Linked DNA regions of Mus musculus: all the other regions are linked to region 3. A link is a loop called in an ENCODE intact Hi-C map of the cell type or tissue named here. Cell type or tissue: heart. All regions are shown on one strand.

The links. Peaks named below come from ENCODE experiments on the same cell type or tissue, not always from the same donor. Only the 100,000 strongest peaks of a DNase experiment are listed, where the experiment ranks them.
Region 1: a loop joins it to region 3, with 6 times the contacts of the local background. A loop is called at or near these places in 4 of 42 quality-filtered maps.
Region 2: it touches region 3 in a loop (4-fold over the local background); 14 of 42 quality-filtered maps call a loop at or near these places.

What each region holds. Positions count from the first base shown.
Region 1 is chr6:128,434,520-128,442,519 of GRCm38, forward strand. It overlaps Fkbp4 (FK506 binding protein 4), which reads right to left and starts at 4,137. Exons shown (of 10, transcript NM_010219.4): 1 at 3,887-4,137; 2 at 2,051-2,195; 3 at 1,195-1,337; 4 at 233-353. The coding sequence starts at 3,991. Gm10069 (predicted gene 10069) reads left to right here and starts at 4,238. Exons shown (of 5, transcript NR_028593.1): 1 at 4,238-4,868; 2 at 4,996-5,177. In heart, a CTCF peak has its summit at 4,100; DNase peaks (open chromatin) are centred at 1,142, 3,322, 3,612, 4,202 and 2 weaker places; H3K4me3 peaks cover 3,228 bases; H3K27ac peaks cover 3,343 bases.
Region 2 is chr6:129,528,436-129,536,435 of GRCm38, forward strand. It overlaps Gabarapl1 (gamma-aminobutyric acid (GABA) A receptor-associated protein-like 1), which reads left to right and starts at 4,757. Exons shown (of 4, transcript NM_020590.4): 1 at 4,757-5,101. The coding sequence starts at 5,012. 1700101I11Rik (RIKEN cDNA 1700101I11 gene) reads right to left here and starts at 4,849. Exons shown (of 2, transcript NR_045270.2): 1 at 4,803-4,849; 2 at 3,512-4,507. In heart, a CTCF peak has its summit at 4,176; DNase peaks (open chromatin) are centred at 4,406, 4,756 and 5,236; H3K4me3 peaks cover 2,246 bases; H3K27ac peaks cover 1,734 bases.
Region 3 is chr6:128,842,134-128,850,133 of GRCm38, forward strand. BC035044 (cDNA sequence BC035044) reads right to left here. Exons shown (of 3, transcript NM_001254946.1): 3 at 5,911-8,000. The coding sequence ends at 7,949. It overlaps LOC115490435 (a long non-coding RNA gene), which reads right to left and starts at 2,903. Exons shown (of 2, transcript XR_003956525.1): 1 at 859-2,903; 2 at 137-763. In heart, CTCF peaks have their summits at 1,148 and 3,343 (motif pointing left); DNase peaks (open chromatin) are centred at 1,008, 1,728, 3,348, 7,888 and 2 weaker places; H3K4me3 peaks cover 2,906 bases; H3K27ac peaks cover 1,420 bases.

The sequences.
Region 1 (8,000 bases), 410 kb before region 3:
TGCCACAGCTCCTCACATCTCCACCCCATGGCTTAGACCCAAGATAACCACTGTGGCTCAGACTAAGGATGCTAAGGCTGTGTGGTCTAACTCCTCATTTTCAGGATGGGACAAAAGGCTTATAGAAAGGAAGTGACTTGGTCCACACTACCCAAGGCCGTTAAAAGTCTCTGAGCCAGGAATCAAAGGCAACTCTAGATTTTTCTTCCCACACCAGACTATACTTTCTCACCTTCCACCATAGCACCATCATTGGGCCTGGCATAGCCTTCACCCCGAGTCCGTATTCTGCGGATGATCCCGCCATCTTCTTCTTCTGTAAGATCTTCTCCTTTGAACTCAAACAGCTCCACCTGCGCGATGAGACATAAGGTAACCAACTCCCTTCTGCATCAACTTTTTTTGTTTGTTTGTTTTGAGACAGGGTTTCTCTGTGTAGCCCTGGCTGTCCTGGAACTCACACTGTAGACCAGGCTGGCCTCGAACTCAGAAATCTGCCTGCCTCTGCCTCCCGAGTGCTGGGAGTAAAGGCGTGCGCCACCACCGCCCGCTATACCAACTTAACAGTTGAAACTGCCTCTTTTCCACTCAGAAAAGTCACCAGTAAAGGCCAGACCTTATCTAGCAAGAAGGATACATAGATTTTACTTGGCTTCAGAAAGACGAGCTTCCTATCATCCTGTTCCATTTAACAAGGACACAAGATTGTTTCATTAGGCAGGCATCAGAAGTGACCTACCATCTCAATGGCCTTGTGAATAGTCTCCCTATGCCCACTGATTGGCTTTCTGCTTTCAGACGCAACAGCCTTAGTTCTTTCCCTCAGTGGGTTCTGCCTCAACCACTGACATATAGGAAGGTATCTCTCCCTCCTGAGCTCCAGGATGCCAATATGTTACATTGCACCTTACAACCCAGACGATTCCTGACCCCAGACCCCCTTCAGCGGATAAAGTACTAGTCACCCCTATTTGAGAGGGGCAGCTGGAATCCCTCTTCTAACCCGAAGCCTCTATTCCTGGTCACTCTGGTGGCAGCAGAGCCAGTTAACCTTTCCACCTTACCTCCTACTAAAGCTAGGCCCTCAGGCTTGGCTACATTGTCTTCAAGAGACAGGAAGGGCTGGAGGGCAGCCAAGCGCTGGGGTGAGATAAGGACTGGCTCTCTGCCCAGAGATCTGTGGCCAGCACTCACCTCAAATACAAGTGTGGCGTTGGGGGGGATCTTCGGAGGGCTGCCTGCTGCGCCATAGGCATATTCTGGCTTGCAGGTGATGTGGCACACTTCCCCCACTTTCATGGTTGCCACAGCAATATCCCAAGCCTTGATGACCTCCCCTGTAGATAGAGGAAAAGAAGACCCACTTAGCAGGGGCGTCACTCTAGGCTCAGTGTCCCCAAAGATAGACACTGCACTACACCCAAGCAGAATCTGAACACCTCTAGAAAGAGGACCAGGGGACAAGCAGGGCGGTGTTGTTCTTAGGACATTAAAAGATCTCTCAACCCTGCAACACAGTTCAAGAAGCAAGGGAAGCGCTGGATCGATGAGGCGGTTAAGGAGGAACTGGTCTGTCCCACAAGAGGAGAAGGAAACACAGGATGGGTAACATATGGGTTCTTGGCCATTCCTTCTTGTTTTGTTTTGTTTTTTGTTTTTTTTTTTTTCGAGGAAGGGTTTCTCTCTATAGCCCTGGCTGTCCTGGAACTCACTCTGTAGACCAGGCTGACCTCGGAACTCAGAAATCCGCCTGCCTCTGCCTCCCGAGTGCTGGGATTAAAGGCGTGCGCCACCACGCCCGGCTGTGGCCATTCCTTCTTAAGCTTCCTTCTGGTGGCCTTTTCTTTTGTGAGGGCTAGTTTGTGCTTTTTTGCCAAGGCTGGCTTGAACTACTACTGGCTCAAGGCTTGCCTCAATCTCTGGTCGCTGGAAACATAGGTAAGCAGTGCTGAGCCCAGCTCCAGCTTGGCTGGGAACGTCACTTTTTCTTGTGACAGCTGCTATCAACTTCGGAGCCTATCTATCCTGCCAACCCACTAACCAAGCCTACCTTTTCCCAGGTCAAAGGAGAATTTGTCCTTGCGGTCCAGACTGGAGTCAAACTTTGTGCCATCTAGCAGCCAGCCAGTGTAGTGGACAAAGACTCGGTCCCCGATCATGGGTGTCTCTGTGCCTGTACCCTCTCTCTTGATGACCTGGGGGGGAGGGGAAGAGAAGGTGAGTACCTAAGGATGTGGGCAGAAGGGCCCCAACTGCCCATAAGCCCCCCAAAGACACATACTGGATGGACTCGGCTGCACCCACTGCCCCCTGCTTCTTTTCAGCAGGTCCGAGAGCTTAGTCTTCAAATGATGGATACCAGTGATTAGCTTAGATTCAACTAACCTCCCTAGCCATCTCCCTCCAGGTCTTGCTTTAGAGAACTGCATATAATTTGGGTTCAAGTTTTGTCTATGGTTTTGGACAAGTTGCTAAACTATCCAGAACTTATCGGTCAGGCATTGAGGACAACCCCTATCCTCCAGAGGTGTTTGGGGGAAAACAAAAATAAAAACAAAAACCTGATAGAAAGTAGTGGATCACCAGATCAGGGTCTGGTTTGAATAGAAAGGAACAGGAGTAATGAAAAGAAAAAGATCCCCTCAAAACTGGGAAAAAGGAAGGACCAGATTACAGCCGAGCACAAAGGCTCTGTATCAGGCGCTGGAAACTACATGTGGGAAGGGAAACTACCTGTCTGGCAAGCCAAGGAGTCCTTTATCTCTCCTGCGTGTATAGGCAGGCGTCTATTTCTGCTTAACATTCTTATATATGGTGACCCCATAGGAGAGCCAATAGGTAGATATGGAACCCATCCTCTAAGGCTTCCTTGATAAGAATGTACAGGGCCCCGCGAAGGAATGGAGGATAAAAGAGGAACAGACCCCGTCTGGGAATCAGAACCTAGCGCAAAGGAGAAAGGGCCACATGTTCACGGGGAGCAGCAAGAGTTGAGGTAAAAAGCCAGGAGCATTTCTGGACCAACGAGGCTCCCTAAGGTCTCTGGTTTGCACAAGCCACACACACTAGAAACTGAGCAATGGGACTCACGGAGGAGAAACAATGGATGCAGGGAGACATGCAATGCAGGTTAGGATTTCACCGTCCTGGACTGCTGGCAGAACCTGCTCTGAAACGGCGTCCATTGTCCCGACCCGGGTCAGGGCGCCCTCCCCCTCGCTCCTCGGGCTATTTGCAGTCAGGCGATTAGTGAGCCGCTGGCTCTAAGGCAATGCACCTCCCCCCATGGCCAGCACCCAGTACCCCCCAACTCAGAAAGACTCAGGAGGGGCAGGCGAGGAACTACAGGTCCCGGCATGCATCGCTCTCGCTCTCCCCGGGCCGAGAAAGGGGGCACAGCATGGCCGAGCCCGTGACCTCGCTGGATCTCGGCGATTGCAAAAGGGGCGCAGAAAGGCACAAAGGGCTTTGGGCCAGGAACCTGCTCCCGGGAGCCGTTTCAGGTCCTAGCTAATGTTTAACTTTCAAGTGGGCGAGCCCTGGCGCACCTTCGTCCAGGTGGACGGCGCACGCTGCGGCCGAGGGGTTCCCGGGAGGCGAGGCCTGAGTCCCTCGGCGCGCCCGAGCCTCGTGCACCCCGCCCGGGCCCCCTGGCAGCGGCTCTCGCGCTCCGCTCCGCCCCTCTCAGCCGCACAGTGCAGCCGGATCGAGTTGGCGTTGCAGTGGGGGCTTCTTCCCGGACCCGGGCCGCACCCTCCGGAGCGTGCAGCCGCCGTGCCGTTTTCAGGGCTGCAGCCTGCGCAGGGAAGACGAATCCCCCCCATCCTCCGGCCGCGGTACCCCCAAGGCCCATGAGCCTGCAGCCGAGGACTCCGCGGCCCCTCACCTTGAGCACGCCCTCGTCCTGTTTGGGGCTGATGTCCACTCCTTCGAGAGGCAGGGGCGCCGACTGCGCCCCGTTCTCCGCCGCCTTCATCTCCTCGGCGGTCATGGCCGCTGGGCGCACCGTTGGCTGCGAGAGTGTGGCAAGCGCGAGCACGGCACTCTGGCCGCCGACCGGAGTGAGCGACGGGGCGGCGTGCGGCGGAAGGCGGCGCTGCCCACCTCGAACCGCGCTCCAGGCTCGCGCACCCGGCTATCCGCGCGCTCGCCGGCGGCGGCCGAGTGGGGTGACGCCGAGGGGCGGGCCTGGCGCGGCCCGGCCTGCAATTGGTCCCCTCCGCCTCGGGGGCGGGGCAGGGAGGAGCGGCACGAGCGGGCTGCAAAGGGGCGGGAGCGGAGAACTTTCTAGAGAAGCGGTTAAACGGGTTGAGGCTCTTGGACTGAGGGTACTGGAGTGGTTTGGTTTTTTTGTTTGTTTGTGTCGTTTTTGTTAAGATTTGCTTTTCTGGTTGATGGCCCCTAGGAGTGCCCTCCTCCTACACCAGGACCTCTGGGATCACAATCTTCCCTATGTCGTTCCGCCCCACCCCCACCCTTACCCCACCCCTCTGCCCGCGTCTAAGCGATTTTTCCAGATCCTTCTCTATCCTCAGGACTCCAAGTGGCGAGCCTCCCAAGTCCGGGCCTGCCTCGTGGCCGGCCCTGCTCACCCAGGCCCACAGCGGAATAGCTGGAGACAGGCAGTCAGATGTGAAGTGGCAAAGATCGGCCTCCCGTGATTGTGCCACAGATGCCCATGGTTCCAGGCGTGGGCACCTGAGCAGTGTGGGAAAGAGAGGTCGAGGGATTGAAAGTGTGGGCCCCGTAGGGACAGTTTCAGCCCAGGTGCACAGATCGGACACAACTTTGCCCTCCCTGCAGCCTGGCAGGCCCACCGCAAAAATGCCATGAGCAGATTTATAAGAGCCATAGACTTGTAAGTGGAGGTACGTGTGTTAAAATTCCTTTTCTCCCACCATACTAATCAGCCTTTTTTGGTTAGTACTGGCACACAAAATGGTTTCAGCTCACGCGAAAAAAAAATTTTTTCCCCCTTCCCCCTCTTTACTAAAGGTGAATAGGAAGGAAGGTTTTCTCAACCTGCTCGCTGCTCCTATGAGATGCCTGTGGAGTTCTGAGTCTGTGTGGCTAAAACCATGAAGTTCTGATTACCGGAACAGTGCTGGCTTGATGGAAGATCTGTCTGGAGAGGTCCTGACTCTGCCCAGCAGTTTAGTACCCAGTTATACAGCCTGGTGAGTGCTATCAGACCTGCCTATTGTATTATTGGCTTTGCGAGTTTTCATTCCAGTGTAATGAACTTTTTGTCTCTGTGTGCCCAGCATGGTGCTGTTCGTGGTCCAACGCAAGTGATGGCGTTTAAGTAGGCAATAAGCTAGTTATTATATGGTGCCTGCGAGATGGCTCAGTGGATGTTGGTGCTTTTGAAAGTCTTTAGACCTGGGTTTTATCCCTAACACCCACAGTATTGAGAAAACCCCTTCAAAGTTGTCTTTTGACATCCACACTTGTGCCCTATTATCCCTCCCAAAGAAGTGAAATAATAATAACCCTTATTATGATGGTTTAAGTATATTAGGTATTTTATTGTAGTCCCTTCTGATGGAACCAAACAAATGGGTTGTAGAAGTAAGCTACTCTTTCCAGCAATTTATAGTCTCATGAGTTTAACCATGGTCTGATTTGTTAGGTGGCTAGAGACACTGCCAGAGAATATGTGGGGTGTGTGTGTGGCTACTCTGGTAGTGAAGGCTCTTGGTAGTGAATGGAGCCTTTGTATACCACTGCCTTGCACATGGTACTTATCTTTCTGGTGCTCACATAGGTACCTGCTGATTATGGTCTTTGGGTGTTATCTGGCACAGCAAGTTGTGATGGAGAAAGTATTAGCAGTGAGTTTGTGTCTCTTCCCTGAGAACAGCATTGTTGGAGGCCTAACTCCTTTGATCTCATGAGCACCTCCCAGTGGAGCACTCAGCACCAGCACTCAGTGCCTGCAGACTGCGGGCACAAAGTTACCTAAGGTTATGATAGACAGCTCTTATTGGTTAGCAATAAGCAAAGGGTTGGCTCACCTTGCAGTATAGCTGTCAAAACTGGGGCAGGTTTTGTCTGTGAGTCCTGTCAATAGGGTGACCCAGTGGTTACAAAGGAGGGAATGTTCCGGTGTGTCTAGTGCAGCACTTGGCTTCCAGTGGTAAGTGGATAGGTGATGGCCACTGCTATAATGTGATGTGTGTGGGGATGGCGGTGAGCATGAAACACTGCAGTAAGGGCATGGAGCACTGTAGTAAGGGCATGGAGCACTGCAGTAGGAGCATGGAGCACTACAGTAGGAACATGGAGCACTGCAGTAAGGGCATGGAGCACTGCAGAAGGAGCATGGAGCACTGCAGTAGGAGCATGGAGCACTGTAGTAAGGGCATGGAGCACTGCAGTAGGAACATGGAGCACTGCAGTAAGGGCATGGAGCACTGCAGTAAGGGCATGGAGCACTGCAGTAGGAGCATGGAGTACTGCAGAAGGAACATGGAGCACTGCAGTAAGGGCATGGAGCACTACAGTAGGAACATGGAGCACTGCAGTAAGGGCATGGAGTACTGCAGAAGGAACATGGAGCACTGCAGTAAGGGCATGGAGCACTGCAGTAAGGGCATGGAGCACTGCAGTAGGAGCATGGAGTACTGCAGAAGGAACATGGAGCACTGCAGTAAGGGCATGGAGCACTGTAGTAAGGGCATGGAGCACTGCAGTAGGAACATGGAGCACTGCAGTAAGGGCATGGAGCACTGCAGTAGGAGCATGGAGTACTGCAGAAGGAACATGGAGCACTGCAGTAAGGGCATGGAGCACTGTAGTAAGGGCATGGAGCACTGCAGTAGGAACATGGAGCACTGCAGTAAGGGCATGGAGCACTGCAGTAAGGGCATGGAGCACTGCAGTAGGAGCATGGAGTACTGCAGTAGGAACATGGAGCACTGCAGTAAGGGCATGGAGCACTGCAGTAAGGGCATGGAGCACTGCAGTAGGAGCATGGAGCACTACAGTAGGAACATGGAGCACTGCAGTAAGGGCATGGAGCACTACAGTAGGAACATGGAGCACTGCAGTAAGGGCATGGAGCACTGCAGAAGGAGCATGGAGCAATGCACTAAGAGGGAAGGTATCCTGCAAGGACATGAGGACAGGTCTCCAGTGAGAGGGCTTTCCCTCAGCGATGCAGCTGTGGATGGAGGCCAACAGACAGGGACTGAGGTCTGGAACCTCAGGGCAGGGCTATGTGCATCTGGAATTTTTCCTGGTCGTGTATGTCCCTTTTTTTTTTCTTGAAAAAAATTTAAGTTTTTTTTTTTTCCCTAACCTTTTTACATGTATGGGTTTTTTGCCTGTATGTTTGTCTGAGCACTGTGTGCGTACAGTGCCCATGAGGCCTAGAGAGGGCACTGGATCCTCCAGGGTGGCATTAGATCAGTGTACTATCATGTAAAGCTGGGAATTGAACCCAGGTCTTCTGGAGGAATGGCCAGCCTGAACCTTCCTCATGTGCACTCCTTAGGAGGTCTCGTGGTCTCCTCCTCCTCCACCCTCCTCATTTAAATAATACTGTCACTGTGCCAGTAAGTGTGCACCCATATGTATATGGTATTCTTCTCTAGCCCTTTCTACCTAAAAGAACGTATTTTCTGTTATGGTACTGTATGGTTGGAGTGTGTGTGTGCGCGTGTGTGTGCGTGTACCTGTTTCAGCATGGATGTTCCACAGCATGACTGGCAGTCAGAAAACAACTTTGTGGAGTCAGCTCTTACCTTCCACCTTGACATGGACTCTAGAGAGAGAACGCAGGACATCAGGTTTGCACTGCACAGTGCTCTCAGTGGATGAGTCCATCCCCCCACCCCCACCCCCACCCCCACCCCCTAAGACACCTCCACCTCAAGACAGGGTCTCGCTATGTAGTCCTGGCTGTCGGCTGTCCTGTAGCTCACTCTGTAGACCAGTCTGGCATCGAACTCACAGAGACCCACTTGCCTCTGCCTCCCCAGGGCTGGGATTAAAGG
Region 2 (8,000 bases), 690 kb after region 3:
TGTCTGTTAGAGAGGGACCCATGGACAGTATCTCAGTAGAATACCTGTCTTTTTCTGTGCAAGGGGGAAGGATGCTGCCTTAGCCACCATCACTGTGTCAACAATACTCTGGTACATTTCAACAGAAGAATACCTAAAGATAGAGCCAATCACCAGATGGCAATCCCCTAAAGAACCCTAAACTGCTCAGAAGAGTCCAAAGGCAAACAGGAAGGAAAAGCCCAAAGTTCACTGATCAGGAGGATACTTACCAAGGGTCAGATTTTCTTGAAAATCCTAAACAGGGTCTGAAGTAGATTCTCGGTTTCACTAAGTGGAGATAAAAGCAACCTGGGTTGAAGTGGGAAGAGGAAAATGTCCCTGGAGGAAATTACCTCAGTGACTACAGGCAATGCCCATTCCTCCTCTTTGGGGCCAGCTGTGAGTGACCAGCACCCTGAAGTGTGTCTTTGTTCCTCCACGGATGCCATTTTATTATCAAACTTGGGGTCACAACTTTTGTCTCAAGTCAGGTCTGGCAGCCCATCCTCAACAGCCAATTAAAAGAGCTAAGTCAATAGTGGAAAGAAGAGAAAAGAGATTTATTCAAAGTGGCTACTTTGGGAAAGAGGGACTAAGAGCTCCAGCAAACCCCTCAAATTGGGTCTTCAGAGTCCTGAAGTAAGATCAAAGTTTAAATTGAGGGCCAAGATATGTACATCTCCTGAGACTCAGTTGATGTGTGGCCCTCCACACCACCGTCATTATCTTGGTTTCAGTCTCATGGGAGGAAGGTCATGAAACAAGTTGTTGGAACTGTTTGAAATCTATCTTACAAATTCTAGTCAGTGCCTCTTCTTTCTCTCAGCATGAAATTCCTAGGGAAATTTTCATTTGGGGGAATAATTGTTTCAATAGTCTGATAGATAGAGAGACTAAAACCAGCTTCATTTCTGCCAGGCTGTTTCCAGTCTATTCTCACTGCTGAGGTGGTTTGTGGTTGCTCTGGGGCAATTAAGGCAAAGGTGTGCTGTTCCCTGGGGTATCCATGCCATTGGAGAGTAAAGGTTCCACTAGTCTGAGGATCGATCAGTCTGGTCTGACTGAGGCTTTTTCTATGGGCAGAGATCATTTTGGCCTGTGAAGGACAGCTTCTCCAGTAGGGGTGCTACTTGAAATCAAGATCCCCAGTACCATCAAGACTCTCTTAAAAATCTCTCTTTATCCATGTCTTCATTATTGTTTTAGGTGGTGTCTGTCTTCCTCATCTAGTGTCTACCTGAGACTAAAACAACATTGCTATTTGCTCTGGTCCTTCCAAATCTATTTACTGATTAACTCCCTAGCCCCTGCTGCCATTCACCAAGATCATGGTATCGAGAGGTGAATCCTTTGGGAATTGACCAAGTCCTGAGGGCAAAGTCTTTTTAAGATAAGGGATAAGGGATAAGTACCCTTATGAAAAAGAGGCTGCATAGATCCTTCCCCTGGGCCCCCTCTCCTAACTTTCAGGATCCTCTCCAGCATCCCAAGACAGCAATACCAGCTGTGAGCAAAGTGCTCCTGAGCATGTGAGAATATGTCATCTAAACTGTAATAGTTAGCTTGGAGCAAAATCTGAAACCCGTCTATGGAAGAGAAGAGAATTAAACTATGGTCACTGTTTAATAATTCAACTTCATTCCTAAGGAATTGGACTTTCTTCCAAAGACTACAACAGGCTGACAGCTGGACAGAAGTGAAGGGATATGACATTGTGACACTGTGAAAACTCATGTTAATACATTTATTTTGGCACTTATAACCCTCTTTGCTCTACCCATAGTGATAAAAACAAGACTGAACACCATTAGGAGTGGGTGAGAATAAAAATGGTGGCTTTAAAGCACATTCATGAGTCTTTAACAACTCTCCTGTACTGAGATACTGTCCTGAATCTAAGCAGAACTGTGTTTAAAACAATGAAGCTGAAGCTGTCACCTCCTGGTGCTTAACTTGTTAGCTGGAGAGAGCTCAATTCACTGTACCCAGGAAGGAGACTTTAGGGTCATGAAAGGTTCCTGGCACAGGAATCAACCAGTCTCAGTCAGATGATCTTTGGTATTTGTTTTGTAGGTAGCCATTTACTTAAAAATTAACCAAACAATACAAAACAAAAAACTTCTTTTTAAAAGTTCAAGCTGAACAAGTTAAGTTTTCTGATGTTTGTTAGTAAATTATGTCTAGTTACAACCAGGTCAATACTCTAATTCTGGCTTTTATTCATTGACTTATATATAATAGTAGAAATTATAAATAGAAGAAACAGCCGGGCGGTGGTGGCGCACGCCTTTAATCCCAGCACTCGGGAGGCAGAGGCAGGTGGATTTCCGAGTTCGAGGCCAGCCTGGTCTACAAAGTGAGTTCCAGGACAGCCAGGACTACACAGAGAAACCCTGTCTCAAAAAAAAAAAAAAAAAAAAAAAAAAAAAAAAAAATAAATAAATAAATAAATAGAAGAAACAAAACAACTTCATATTCAGTTCCAAATCCTAATGACTGGGGAAAATGATGAGCTGTGTTTTAAGAGGCATAGAACACTGGGTATAAACTCTAGGAAGAATTACCTAATTGGGGAGGTACTGATAATTTTAAGATGCATTGTGGTGGTTGACATGACGGCAGAGGTAAAGTGCAGTTTACTTCCCAGAAGGAAGAAGACACCTGGAGCAGGGGCATATTGCTTGTCTTGTACTACTCTGAAATCTTCTCCATTACTGATATGCATAAAAAAACCAAAGAGATCCAATCTTAAAAATTACAACAGTACAAGAAACATTTGATGTGGCTATATGAGAAAATGTGGTCCTTTTAAAACTGCCCTTTGTATGGTTGAAGAAAGCAACTTAAAAGGTTTTTTTTTTTATCTGATTGTTAGTTTATAAATGTACCTGTGTACAACATTTTAAAGAACCTTCTGAGAATCAATAGTAAAATTGTGAAAATAGATACATTTTGTATTTTAATATGACTTATTTTTATTTTATTTGTGTGGGGGTTCTGCCTATATGTATGTATGTGCACCACGGACATGCAGTAACGTAGTAGAGGTCAGAGAGGGTATTAGGTCCCCTGAAACTGGAGTTACAGATACTCCTGAGCTGTCATGTGGGAGTTGGAAATCAAACCCTGGTCCTCTAGTAGAGCAGTCAGTGTTCTTAACCACTGAACCATTCTCCAGCTCCCAATACATTTTGCATTCTAATGTAAACGACTAGCATTTTAAAAATCCTAAGAGCTGATTAACCAACATTTCATCTTTAAATTTTCATGTACTGCATACATTTTCAGTGGACTGAAGAACTGCCCTTCAACTAGCTGAGACTGTACATCTATAAAAAAAAAAAACAAAACAACAACAACAAAAAAACAAACCTGAAGGTTACTCAGAAAACAACACTATTACCATTTTCATCCCAGATCTGTCTCAACTGGTTGTAAAATTTCTTCTGAAAGACTTAATTGTATTTGGGTCAAGGGTAAAATGAGTAGCTGGGTATTAAACTATTTTTAATTTGAAAATAAAAACAACAATAAATAAATACAACAATATTATATACCAATTCATTTGTCTTCATATGTAAGAAAGATTACCAGGAGAAAACCAAGAAGTGGGCTATGTATTTCATGTTCTTGTTTTGCCAGTTAAATTCAGTTCACTTTATTTTGCCCATATTTTATAACCATATCACTAAGTCATGTACATAAAATCAGGCAACAGGGCTGCTTGCCTGGTACCACTTAGTAGTCATTTTATTTTCACAGCACAAAGCATCCTTGAACTTTATCTCCGATGTTCCCAAGATATAGGTCTGGAGTTACTGCCAGTAGAATCAGAAGGGTGACCCCGCATCCAAAGAGTCTTAAGATGGAAACCCGGTATGTCAGAGGGGCCTGGGCTGACTCTCTCTATACTATTGAGGGTCTTCCACCAGCATGCCAGTCAGAGCTTTTGGTGCCCAATAAGGCCTTTTCATCAGGACAACTACCCTACAGGTGATACCCACCCCAGAGCAAAGTATTGTTGGGGAAACATAGACACCTAAATGATTTGACCTCTGTATTTTCAAGAACTCAACAACCATGCTTCTGGGTGAACCTTATAAAATGAATGGATTCATCTCTCCTTGAACGTGAGTGAAGCCTGGTGTTCATCGCTGGCATCGCTTCTTCTAACCTTGATGACTTCATGTTCTTCACCCTTACACTTCTTCAAATCCATGAGTCATGCTCTGTTTATGTTGTCTCAGAACCAATTCTAGCACAGATCCAAACATAAGGACACCAGTCAGAAGGAGGAGTTGGGGCAGAGAAGGCAGGCCAGTCGTGGGTGCCAGGCAAAGGTCAAAATGCAAGCACAGGACATTTCAGCCCGGGCTACAAATCTCGTGACGCCTGGCACTTTTCCAACTCCAGACTCCTGATTCCATTGCTCTGGAAACAGCTGGATTTTCTTCCTCTGTGTTTGTTTTGGGCATCAAACAAGAAACTTGAAGGGGAGGGAAGACGACATTTGTTAGAGCATTCTTTGAATTAACAAATTACCTTTAATATCAATCCTCAAAAATAAAAACCCGACTACATGATTTTTGCGTTTCGATGGAGTGGTTTAGGAAAAGCTTGGGTGAAAAGAAGATACACAAATAAACAAAGCTTCTGTCCACCCGGATCCAGCAGGTCCTTAGCGCCGGGGGCGGAGCGGGGGTGGGGCGTCGTGATGTCACAGCACCGCCCTGGTGTTTTTGTGTTTCCAGCTCTTGGGAAAAGCCACCCTATTTCTTTACCTGGTGGTCCTTTACCTTCAGGCCGCGAGATCTCCAGGTCCTTCTCTGGACGTTTAGCCACGTAGTGCGGCGACTGGCGCGTGGGAGCTGACGCGGGTGGAGCGATTGTGATAAGGCTGACATTGACTGGGGGTGGCCAGACGCGAGACGCAGTCATCAGCGCGCGCAGCAGGCCCCGTCCGGGGAGCCCCTACATCCTGAGGTCCATCATGAAGTTCCAGTATAAGGAGGACCACCCCTTCGAGTATCGGAAAAAGGAAGGTGAAAAGATTAGGAAGAAATACCCGGACCGGGTGCCGGTGAGTGGGGGCGGGGAGGGAGAAGGCAAGCTTGAGGAGTTTGGGAGCTGGTTGCCCTGGAGCTACCGAGGTAGCCTGGCGATGGCGGGTGGCCCTGGCACAGGAGGGTCATCGGAATCAAGTATTCTTGACCGGCTTTGACAAGCTTGTATCCCCAGGGCCTGTAGCCACTTTTGGCATCTCGAAAGCGCAGCGTGCGCGTGGTGGGTGAGTCAGCAGGATTCAGCACCCATGGAGGTTGGGATGTGCGCGTGGCGAGGCCTGTGTGTGCGGGGGCGACTGGTTGGGGGCCGCAGATAGGATATGCTATAGAAAAACGCGTCCCAACCCTGTAGCAGCAGGTGAGATGAGCCTTGTGCCCATCCATGTCTGCTCAATTGGTTCTCCATGAAAACGAGTCTCCTTCCCATTTCCTTGAGCGTAGGAGGAAAAACTCGAGAAGCCCCTAGATTCTGACCTGCGTTTTTTTTTTTTTTTTTTTTTTAGAATTGGGGGTGGGGTGGGGTGAGGGGCTTCACCAGGCGGGCCCTCAAACAAGGTCATGCCTGCCTCCACCTCATTATTGTCTCCTGGGCCATGTGTGGAAAAAGAAGGTCCGTGCTCTGCACTGTGATAGGTGGGTGGGCTCTTGGATCTCAAGAACCAGTACTGAGAACCGTTTCCTCCATTAATTATACCCCGATTTAAGCAGCTAATACCTAGTTCATGCAGTGGGGAGAAAAATACTAAGGGAGTCTTCAGCATCCGGGTGTTTTCCACTTTACCCCCTCCCCCGCCCACTTGCCTTTTTTTTTTTCCTCCTCTTTTGAAGGCTGCGCAGCAGAATTGGAAGCAAAGGATGACATCGCTTTTAAATATGGTGGATAGAGGACCAGGGACTTTAAAAAATCGTTCTCTTTATTTGTACAGGCAATGATGTTATATTAGGTTGGCGTTCCTCTAACTTTGAAGGGTAAAAGAGCTGTGCTAACCTGATAATTTTTTTTTTTGATGCATAAGTAATAGGGGGGAGGGACTTCTTCCTTATTCTTTATCTCAGCCAGGGCTACCAGAAGAAACGGAGGTCCAGCAAGAGAAAGCCCTCAGCCCCATTTTCTACCCTCAGCCCCATTTTCTACCCTCAGCCCCATTTTCTATGAGGAAGAAGAGAGCTAACTATTCCACCATTCTCCAGAAATTACATATACATGGCTCTTCCAGAACGGCTGGGCACACTCCAGTCATGCCTTCCTACTACACAGTCCTTCACATGTTATTTCCTTGAGCTCAGGACTGTGGAGGATTGCTTTCAAAATTTCTCTCAGTTTGTCAGCCCCACTTAATATTTTAAAATTACACATGGACCACACAGCTGGCAGCACTCTGAATGCCTTGTCTGTGTACTCACCGACTCTCGTCACAGCATTAAAATCCCTGTGCTAGAGACATGCTCTGAAGCACAGGGCAGTGAAGTCACCACCCACAGGTTTGACATTGCTGACTGGTGGAGGAGAATTCCAGCCCTGGCTGTCATGCTTCAGGGCTTCCAGAGCCCTTGGGCTTCCAGAGTTTTGTTTTTGTTTTTGTTTTCCAGTTTGTAGTACAGTTAGATGAACGCCTTGTAAGGTTGAGCCCTAGAAGTAGGTTAACACCTGCTGCCATCTGGAGTTCAGGTGGTAGTTGGTGCCAGCCAGGAAACTTAAGTGAACACCTACCCCCATTATTCAGAACTTTAACAGAAATCCGAGCTGTGACCTGCAACTGTTTCCAAATTCAGCTAAAACCTCCGTCCTTCCTCAAGACAGAGCCCCCTCGCATTCAGTTGTGTACAGCACTCACCCACAATATTGCAGTTTCTCTGTATTCTCCTGTTTGTGACTTGATGCTGAATGTTTTACTTCAGTGATGATTTGTAAGCCAAGACACCTTCGCTTAGATCTCATGGATCCCTGGATTTCACACCCAGATGGTACCTCCCAATCTGAGAGGTTCTCAACCTCTCATCTGGTTGTGACATAGAACCCTGCTGAGATTTGTGTGGGGGTGGGAGTGGGGGCAACACTAAAATTGGAACCCTTTGCCTGGTGTCTTCTCCATGACTGGATTATAACAGGAGTTCTCCTGCCTTGGTCACAGGGCCGAATCTTCCTATGTTCAGGTATTTACAGGAAAGCCGCTAAGTTTCTAAGGCAGTCTGACTCACAACTTAAGCTTGGCCTCTTAAGAGGTGTGCGTGGGCCTTGGGAGAAGGGATCATGGGATCTTGAGATAACCGTGTGTTGGAGACCTGTAACAGCAGGAACTGTAGGACATACTATTTTTAAACATTTGTAAACATCCCTATGGTGTATGAGCCACTGCGACAGATGCAGAAAACAAGTCCCCTCTCCTTTTGGTTGGAGTTCCAGGACTCAAGAGTTCCTGTGGTGAATACCAGGGCTCCCTGTTTCCTGTGCTCTGTTTGTAACCTGCCTCTTTCCTTCCTCTTTTTTGGTCTATTTCTTTTCAAGTTCTTTTCTATTTCCCTTGAAGCTTTGGATTCACGTCTGTCTACCCAAGCATTTTCTTGTACTTGTTTGTATGGTATCTGGGGGTGGACAGGTATGTGGCTTGATGAAGAAGCTCGAAAAGGTCGGAAACACACTGACAGACACTCAGCTTCTAGGGATACTTGTCCAGTGTTGTTTCTGCTTCTTTGCTTTTGTGTATTTCCCATTTCTTATCTCTAAGATGAGATTTTCAAAACAAAGAATCTAATGTTAATATTCTTGTCAGATATTTTCTGTTCTCTGAGCCACTCTGTAAACATCACCGAAGATTTTGTGTCTTTTTCTTTGTTACAAAATGCAGAATCTTTAAAAGTGTTATGAAAAAACTTAATGTCGACATTGAAAGTCCCTTAAAATTCTAACACGGTTAC
Region 3 (8,000 bases):
CCGTGAGCCCAGAAAGAACTTATCAGGACTAAAACTTCTGATATTGAATCGAAAGAAGTGCTTCGCGCTTAAACATCTTCAGTATTATTCAAAGAGATGAAAAATACCAGGCACTGCAGAGAAACAAGCATGCGAATCCATTTTTGAACAGCACTAGCATTTTAATGCTTTCACAAAGCATTGCCGAAATTCAGAACGATACATGGTTAATTTTTCAGAATGTATGCTTAATACATCCCCTCCTACCCCCCTTTAGGTAACAAATCAGCGATGGCAAGTGTTAACTGAGAACCTTGGGCTGGCTATGAAACAATACAAGAACTGGATTTTTGTCCACACTCTCTACCCTTGGGTGGAAGGAAACTTGCTAACATTCTTTAACATTTTGCTACAGCCATGTACAGATGGGTGGCTATCCAGGGGAACGCACCCTGGGCAAGGACTGTTAAAGCTGAGGGTGAGGCGGTCCTCCCGAGCTGGTGGGCACCTTGAAGGGGTTGTCTACGACTGAAGGTGAACGTTCTGGTGATCGGGGGACCAGTGGGCAAGAATCAGAGATGTCCACGCACTATTTTATTTTCATGTCGAGTTTTCTTCACACGCTGGTCCGATCTTTCCTGGAGTCCCGCACGTGGACAAAAACCAGGGGCAAGCTTCCAAGTGCTCCCAGCAGGATGCGGGAGGATTGAGTTTTGAGACGTGTCAGTCATCCCTGAGGAGGGTGGCCTCCGTGTGCAGCCTCCTTGCAGTCACGGATCTTCCGCTGTGAATGTGGAGGGCGAAAAGGTAGAGGAATAGCGAGTACAGACTCATCCACGCGCGGGCTGCGGGGCAGGGCGCTGGGCAGCGGAGACTTACGGCTGAGCGCGCAGTCGCCTTGCGGTGCCGGGACTGTGTTACCCGGCGTGGCCCGCGGGGGACGTGGGGCGGGAAAGACCTTCCGGGATTGTTGCGGGTGTGGTTCGGTGAGGGCGGCGGGCGTGAGGCCCGAAGAGTGCGAGAGCTCAGCGGAGAGTTTGTGTAAAGCCGGTGGAGAGCGTGGGACAGACGGAGTGCTATTGGCTCCACGGTTACAGAGATCCTTCCGCTAAATACCAGTTAGCGTGCGTCACTAAGAAGACGCTTCAATAGAACGATTTTCAAGCTCTCTACCGCCGGTTCTGGTGGCGCAGGCCGGTAGGATTTGCTGAAGGAGGCAGAGGCAGGAGGATCTGGAGTTCGAGGACAGCCTGGTCTACACGCTTTTTTTCTCTCCCATTTTCAACAAAACCACAAATCCACGGTTATACTGCGCCCCCAAACAAACTTTCAACCTCCACAAGGCCTCTTCTTATGTTTCTTCCCCCTGAAATCTGATCGGCTACCCGCACCCCAACCGGATCGCCTTCTTCAGCCCCACCAGCTCCCGCTCCACACTGCTGCTTACAAACCTTTATCCACGCACACGCCCGACCCTCACGCCTGCCCACGCCGCACTCCACACCCTTCTCTTCCCTACAGGTTCTCTCTCATCTCTACAACCCGCCTGCTCAGCTCTCTCGTGCCCCTTAGGTTTCTTTTCTCTAGCCCTGCACCACAATGAGTCATTAGCCACTGTTCAGAGCAAAATGCTCGCTGCAAAGAGTTCGGGTTTTTTTCTTTTCTCCTCGAGTGTTTGGTTTTGTGCACAAGGAAAACAAATGAGAGTTGTTTAGTATTGAGAACAAGAATGCACTCAACAGAGAAGTGGTTGCGCAACGCCCAGGTCGCTACTTAAGAGAAAGAATAGGAAGCGGGGCGGGGCCGGAGGGATGGCTCAGCCTTTAAAGGCTAAGGCCCTGAGAGAGCTGGTTCACAGTTCACCTTTTCTTTTTTTATCTGATACCATAGCGGGGCACACTGACTACCGCTAAGTACAAAAAAACGCTATGTTAAACAAAACAAAAAACGAAAACAAACAAACAAAAAAGAATCTATTCCTCACTGATAAAACTTTAATTCAGATTTAATTCTCAGCGTCCAACCTTATCAATTTACCTGCCCTGAAATTCTCTGAAACGCCTTGAATTTCAATGAACTGAACTGAAAGTTTCAATTCTGCACAGACGTTCACAGGCACAGAGCCACACTTTTCTCTGGCTGCTCTGCACTCTCTCTCTCTTCTGCCTGGTGATGATTTTGACATCAACTTCAGGCCTCACTGTGTGGGCTCACAGAGAACACCCAACCAAAGACATCTGCACTCCCACATCCCCGCTGCTCCACAACCTGCACACAACCGGACCCGCGGATTTGTGCTCTGGCGTCAGCCCTATTCGCTTAGCAAGATGTGACCTCTTTCATCTAACACATTTTCTTTCTCCCCCATTGCTGCTGTGGCCACTCTGGAATCTCTATTTCCTTCTCTTCCTCCTCCTCCTCTTTCCCTCCTTTTGAAAATATTTGTTGTCATTTCCTGAACCTTCCTTGACTTAGTTTGCTTTCTATAGGGCAGATAAAACACCAGGACCAAATACAAGTTGGGGCAGGAAAGGGCTCATTTGCTTACATGTCTTAATCACACTCCATCACTAAGGGAACTGAGGGCAGGAACAGTGAGGCAGGAACTCAGGAGAAAGGAGGCCCTGGCAGAATGCTGCTTTCAATCTCCCTGCACGTGACTTTCTTCTCAGTGTCCTTTCTTATACTTTCCATGATCAGCAGCCCTGGGGTAAAACCTTACCCAATATGCTAGTCTACCCCGCCGCCATCCCATTTATTAACAATCGAGAAAGTACCCTGGCAGGCAGGCCTACAGCCCATTCTAATGGAGGAATTTTCTCAATTGATATCCCCTTCCCCCGCCCCCAGCTAATCCAAGCTTGTGTTAAGGTGACAAAAAAATTGACCAGCAAAATTAACCCCTTGTCAACTTGATACATAAACACAACATTAATAAGCCTTTTTTTTCCTTTCTTGTTTGTCTCCAAGATGTAATGTAATGTAATGATTAATACCACAATACAAAACATAGTATAACTTTAAAAGCCCCACAGTCTTAATTTTTTTGTTTTATTTTTTGTTTTGTTTTATTTATTTATTTATTTATTTAGCACTTTAAGGGTCTAAGTTCTATGTAAAAGTCTGCTGTCTCTTTAAAAGTCTAACGCCTCTCAACTGTGGGCTTCTATAAAATCCTGAACCCCTCTAAAGCACGAGGACACAGGTTTTCCCAACACCTTCCTTGTTTCCTGGGCTCTTTTGCTGAGGACTCTCACTGTTCAGCTGGGAGGACAAGCCTTCCTGGCTATGGTGGCCATTGTGTTTCTGGGCTGGCTGACCAAGGTCCCCTATGAGCCAGGAGCTCAGTGCTGTCCCCTAGTGGTCAAGCCTCCCCATGACTTTGCTAAAATCCAACATGTAGTGAGCAGGCAGCCAGCAGCTGTGCTTCCGCTGCTGGTTGATAGGGGCCAAAGCTGTTAGTGGTTCATGCAACCCTGCAGTTTCAAGATCTTCCTCCTTCTGGACGGCATACTAGAGACCAACGCTAAAAGTTTCTTCCTTCTTAAGGGTAAAGAATGCCCTGCACTCTGCTCAGGCCACTCAGTGTGTAAGCCCACTTGCTGCTTCTGCCATTAGCCTGTTGTGGATCCTGTTGAGTCAACATGGGTGAATAAATACAGGTCCGAGACCTTACAGCACATCCCTTGGGTCTTGTATGCTCTGGGATACTTTAGTTTGCATCCCAACCTAATACTTGCTTATAATATGATGAGATTGTGGTGCGCGCGTGTGTGTATTTGTGTGTGTGTGACTTTTTTTTTTTTTTGTAACATATTATGCAGCCTGAAGTTTGAACTTTTTTTTTTTTTTTTTTAAAGATTTATTTATTATATGTAAGTACACTGAAGCTGTCTTCAGACACTCCAGAAGAGGGCGCCAGATCTCGTTACGGATGGTTGTGAGCCACCATGTGGTTGCTGGGATTTGAACTCCTGACCTTCGGAAGAGCAGTCGGGTGCTCTTACCCACTGAGCCATCTCACCAGCCCAAGTTTGAACTTTTGAACAACACTGTCCTGTTGCAGTGTCAAAGAAAATCGGATATGCTTGGATATGCCTAATTTGCACCCTTGATTCTCAGGTATTCATGCTATGGGGTGAGAGATGGAGGTAGTGGGTGGGACCTGGTAGGAGGTCCTTTCTTCCGCTTCCCCTCCTGGCTCTAGTTTCCTGTCTTGCTATGTGTTCTTCCCCTCTCACGTGCTTCTTTCCCTAGGATGCTGTCTGCTTGAGCTCTATGCCAGAGACCAAGCCAGGAGTCCACTTTTTTTGGATCGTCCTTCAAAACCACAAACAAAACAAACCTCTTTTAACCACAGTAGAAGATGGGCTATTTGTGAAGAGAAATAGGGGAGGGGGGTGGGGGGGCAAAGAAGCCAGGGTGATAGTAAGTGTCGTCAGAACATGTTGTGTGCACCCATGACCACATCATAAGGAACTCATTATTTTATATAATTAACAAATTCTTATTCAAAGGTGAAAAAAATGAGAATCAAATATCATATATATATATATATGTATGTTTATATGTATACATATGTGTATAACCTGGCCTCGATTTTTTTATTACATTATAGGAAATTCTTCACATAGAGGTGTTGTTAGTGGGGAAAACTTTTTTTCATTTGTTTCTTGCACTTCATTTTTATTTGTTTCCACTTTTAAAACATAAATTTTCATTGGGAATTTCACATACCCTGATCATCCTTACTTCCCAGTCCTCCCAGGTTTCCCCATCTTGTCCCCCACCATTGTGGCCTCTCCTCTCCATTTGTGTTGTGTGTGTATAGTCACTGGAGTATAGTCAAACTCTTGGTGGCCAGTCCCTTAAGGAAGAGTGAGTCCTTCCCCTTCCCCACTGTCTCTGCTTACCATCTAGTTGTGGAGAGCTACATTTCAGTATTCTTATCACAGCTGTTAAAAGTTCTCTTAAATGGTTTCCTGTCTAGACTGCTACTTTTGGGGGTTGGGAGGGTGTGGGGGTGGAGGTTAGGGATTGCCACCAAAGCTTTCTATGTCCCTCTTTCTCAACCGTGAGTCTGTAGTCATCAATACCTCTGCAGAAGAAGCTTCCTTGTCCATTACAGTCAGCAGAAGCACCGATCAAGAACCTCCACATGGTATCTGCTGAAAGCACGGATCATGATACCCACCTGGCCTGCGGTGTCAGCATGTGCCACAGACTCAGCATGGTCTCCAGTGGCAGTAAGGGTCATGGGCCCTATCACGGTCCTCTGAGGCAGCTCAGCCTGCAGACATCAACATGGCCTTCAGTGGTAACAAGGGCCTTGGGGGGGCCATGGACATTGCAGCAGGACCATGGACCCAGACATGGCCCCCAGCGACAGCAAGGACCACAGACATCAACCTGGCCTAGGGTGGTGACATTACCGGCCATGTGCAGGCCTTGGACGTCAAAATGGTTCAGCCTCGCTCCATAGCCTATGCACAACTTAGTTCCTCCATCATTCCCACCCCTCCACTGAAAATTCACTCATCAAAATGGCATGGGAACTGCAGAACATCATTCAGGATATATACATACATATTTAAATATATACACAGGTATTAGTATATATGTAAAAACACACATATATTTATATATGTACACACACACACACACACACACACACACACACAGAGAGAGAGAAACACACACATACACTAAGTGGGGAAAAACTTAATCCTTAACAAAATACTGAATTCAGCACAAATAAAAAAGAGGGTTAGGAGGTGGCTTAGCTACCCAAGACGTTGGCTTTGCAAGCCAGTCTGCCAGAGTTTGATCCCATAATTCATGCTGAAATCCTCATTCCCAAACACGTTCCACATTTTCCTCTGTTATATAGTTCATTCTTGATAGTTCTGTTTGGCCTTTTTTTTTTTTTCAGTTAAAGAAATTACTCAAAAATTTAGTGATTTATTAACAACTATCATTTTATACAAGAGCCTGCAGGTCAGAAGTGTGGGATAGCTGAGCTGGCTACTCTCACCCTAGTTTCTTCAAGTCTTCAATCAAGGAACATAGCAGGGCTGGAGTCATTTCAGACAGAGATGGGAAATGTGGAGATGGAAGATCTCAAGTTGTTTCTCAGGGGGCTAGAGTGCTTGCATGAGAAGTGAGGATCTGAGACTGACACAGAAAGCATGCATGCTTATACACAGACAGACAGACAGACAGACTGATTGGTGGGAGAGAACTGGAGACTTCCTTTCAAATATACAGGAATTCACAGTGTGCCCACTGAGGTTGCTAGGAGAATTTGTTTTGCCTCTATTTCATTCTACGATCCACAGGCACAAGGTAGCTTTGGCCATGTTGTCTGCTGTGATAACGAGAATAAGGGAAATTACATCCTGGTTCTTAAAACACCCAGCAGTAAGGTACTCTTAATAGTTGAGTTGACTTCAGTAGTCACATGCCATGCCTGGATTCATGAGCATGTGACAATATTCCTCTGTCACCTCTGTTATGGTCAGATGTCAAGGGCCCTGCAGAGGCTGAGTGTGGGACACTTGGTCTACACAGGATGGATGCTGTGAGAGTGAGAGAGGTGATTGGATCAAGAGGGCTCAGTCTCTGCCAATGGGTTGATCCACACATGGCTTCATAATGTACAGCCTCACAATAGTGAGGGGAGGGCAACGTTCTGAGATGAAGCCTACCTGCTGGAAGATACTGGAGGTGTCTGCCTTACCTGTGGTTCCTCTGTGGTCTCCCAATTACCCCTGTTAGAAGGGGAGCTCTGCTCTCTCACGTGTTCCCTGACATTGAGTTCTGCATCTCCGTAGGCCTAGAAATAATATACCGGGACTAAAACTTCTGAAATAGAGCACAGAGAAATGCTTTCTGCTTTAAACTTCTTCCAGATAATCAGAGATGAAGTCTTATTAACACAGTGCAGAGGAAAAACCAGCAACAAGCTAACATCAAAATCTGTTTTTAAATAGCATTAATATTTTAATACTTGCACAAAGCATTTCAGAGCCCAGAACAACACAGTGTTAATATATCAGAATGTTTGCTCATTATAATTCTTTTGAATCTTTTAAGGAACAAAACTGTGATGATTAGTGTTAATTAGCAACTTGACACACTTTATAGAGCCACCCATGGTACATGCCTCTGGGCATACTTGTGAGGGGTCATCCTTTAGAGTAACCTGAGTTTCTGAAAATGTTGAAGGAGCCATCTTAACTGTGGGCTGAACCATTCCTTATGGACTCTCGAGTGTATAAATGGAGAAAGCAAACTGGACACGAGTCCATTCTTCTTCCTCGTGGTGGATTCCACGTGACCAGCTGCTCCAACTTCTGCTGCTTTGACTTCTCTGTATTGACAGGCTGTAGTTTGAACTGTGAGCTAAAATAAACTCTTCTCTCCTTAAATCTCCTTTATCCAAGAAGGTATTCTATTACAGCAACAGGAAAAGAAATGAAGACAACAACCTTGTACTGATGAAACAGTATGAGAATCTGGTTTTGTCCACGGTCTTTATCCTTTAGCTTAAAGAACAGAAAATTGTAACATTCTTAAACATCTTGCAGCGTCCCTGGCAAGGACGTCTATAGCCGGGACAGAGATAGTTCTTCTGAGCTACAGACTCCTTGATGGAGATGTCTACATCTGAAGGAGGCTGATGAGAGGACCAATGGGCAAGAACCAGCGGTGTCCAAGTCTGTCTAGTCTCCCTGTTGAGTTTTCTTCCCGCCCTGACTCAGTGTCTCCTGGAGTCCTGGACTCAGTGTCAAGTCTCCCAGGTTCGTGGGCTGAGCAGGTTGTCAGAGAACTTATTTTTGAGACCTGTTAGTCACCTCTGAGGAAAGTGCCCTCCATGTGCAGCCTTTCCCCGTACTGATCATGTGCTGTGAATGTGGAGGTCAGATGACTAAATAGCCAGCACAGCAGAGATGCACCACACAGCAGACTAGAGTGTTGTTGGCCTGGAAGCTGCCTGGCATTGTTGACCTGTGTTTCTA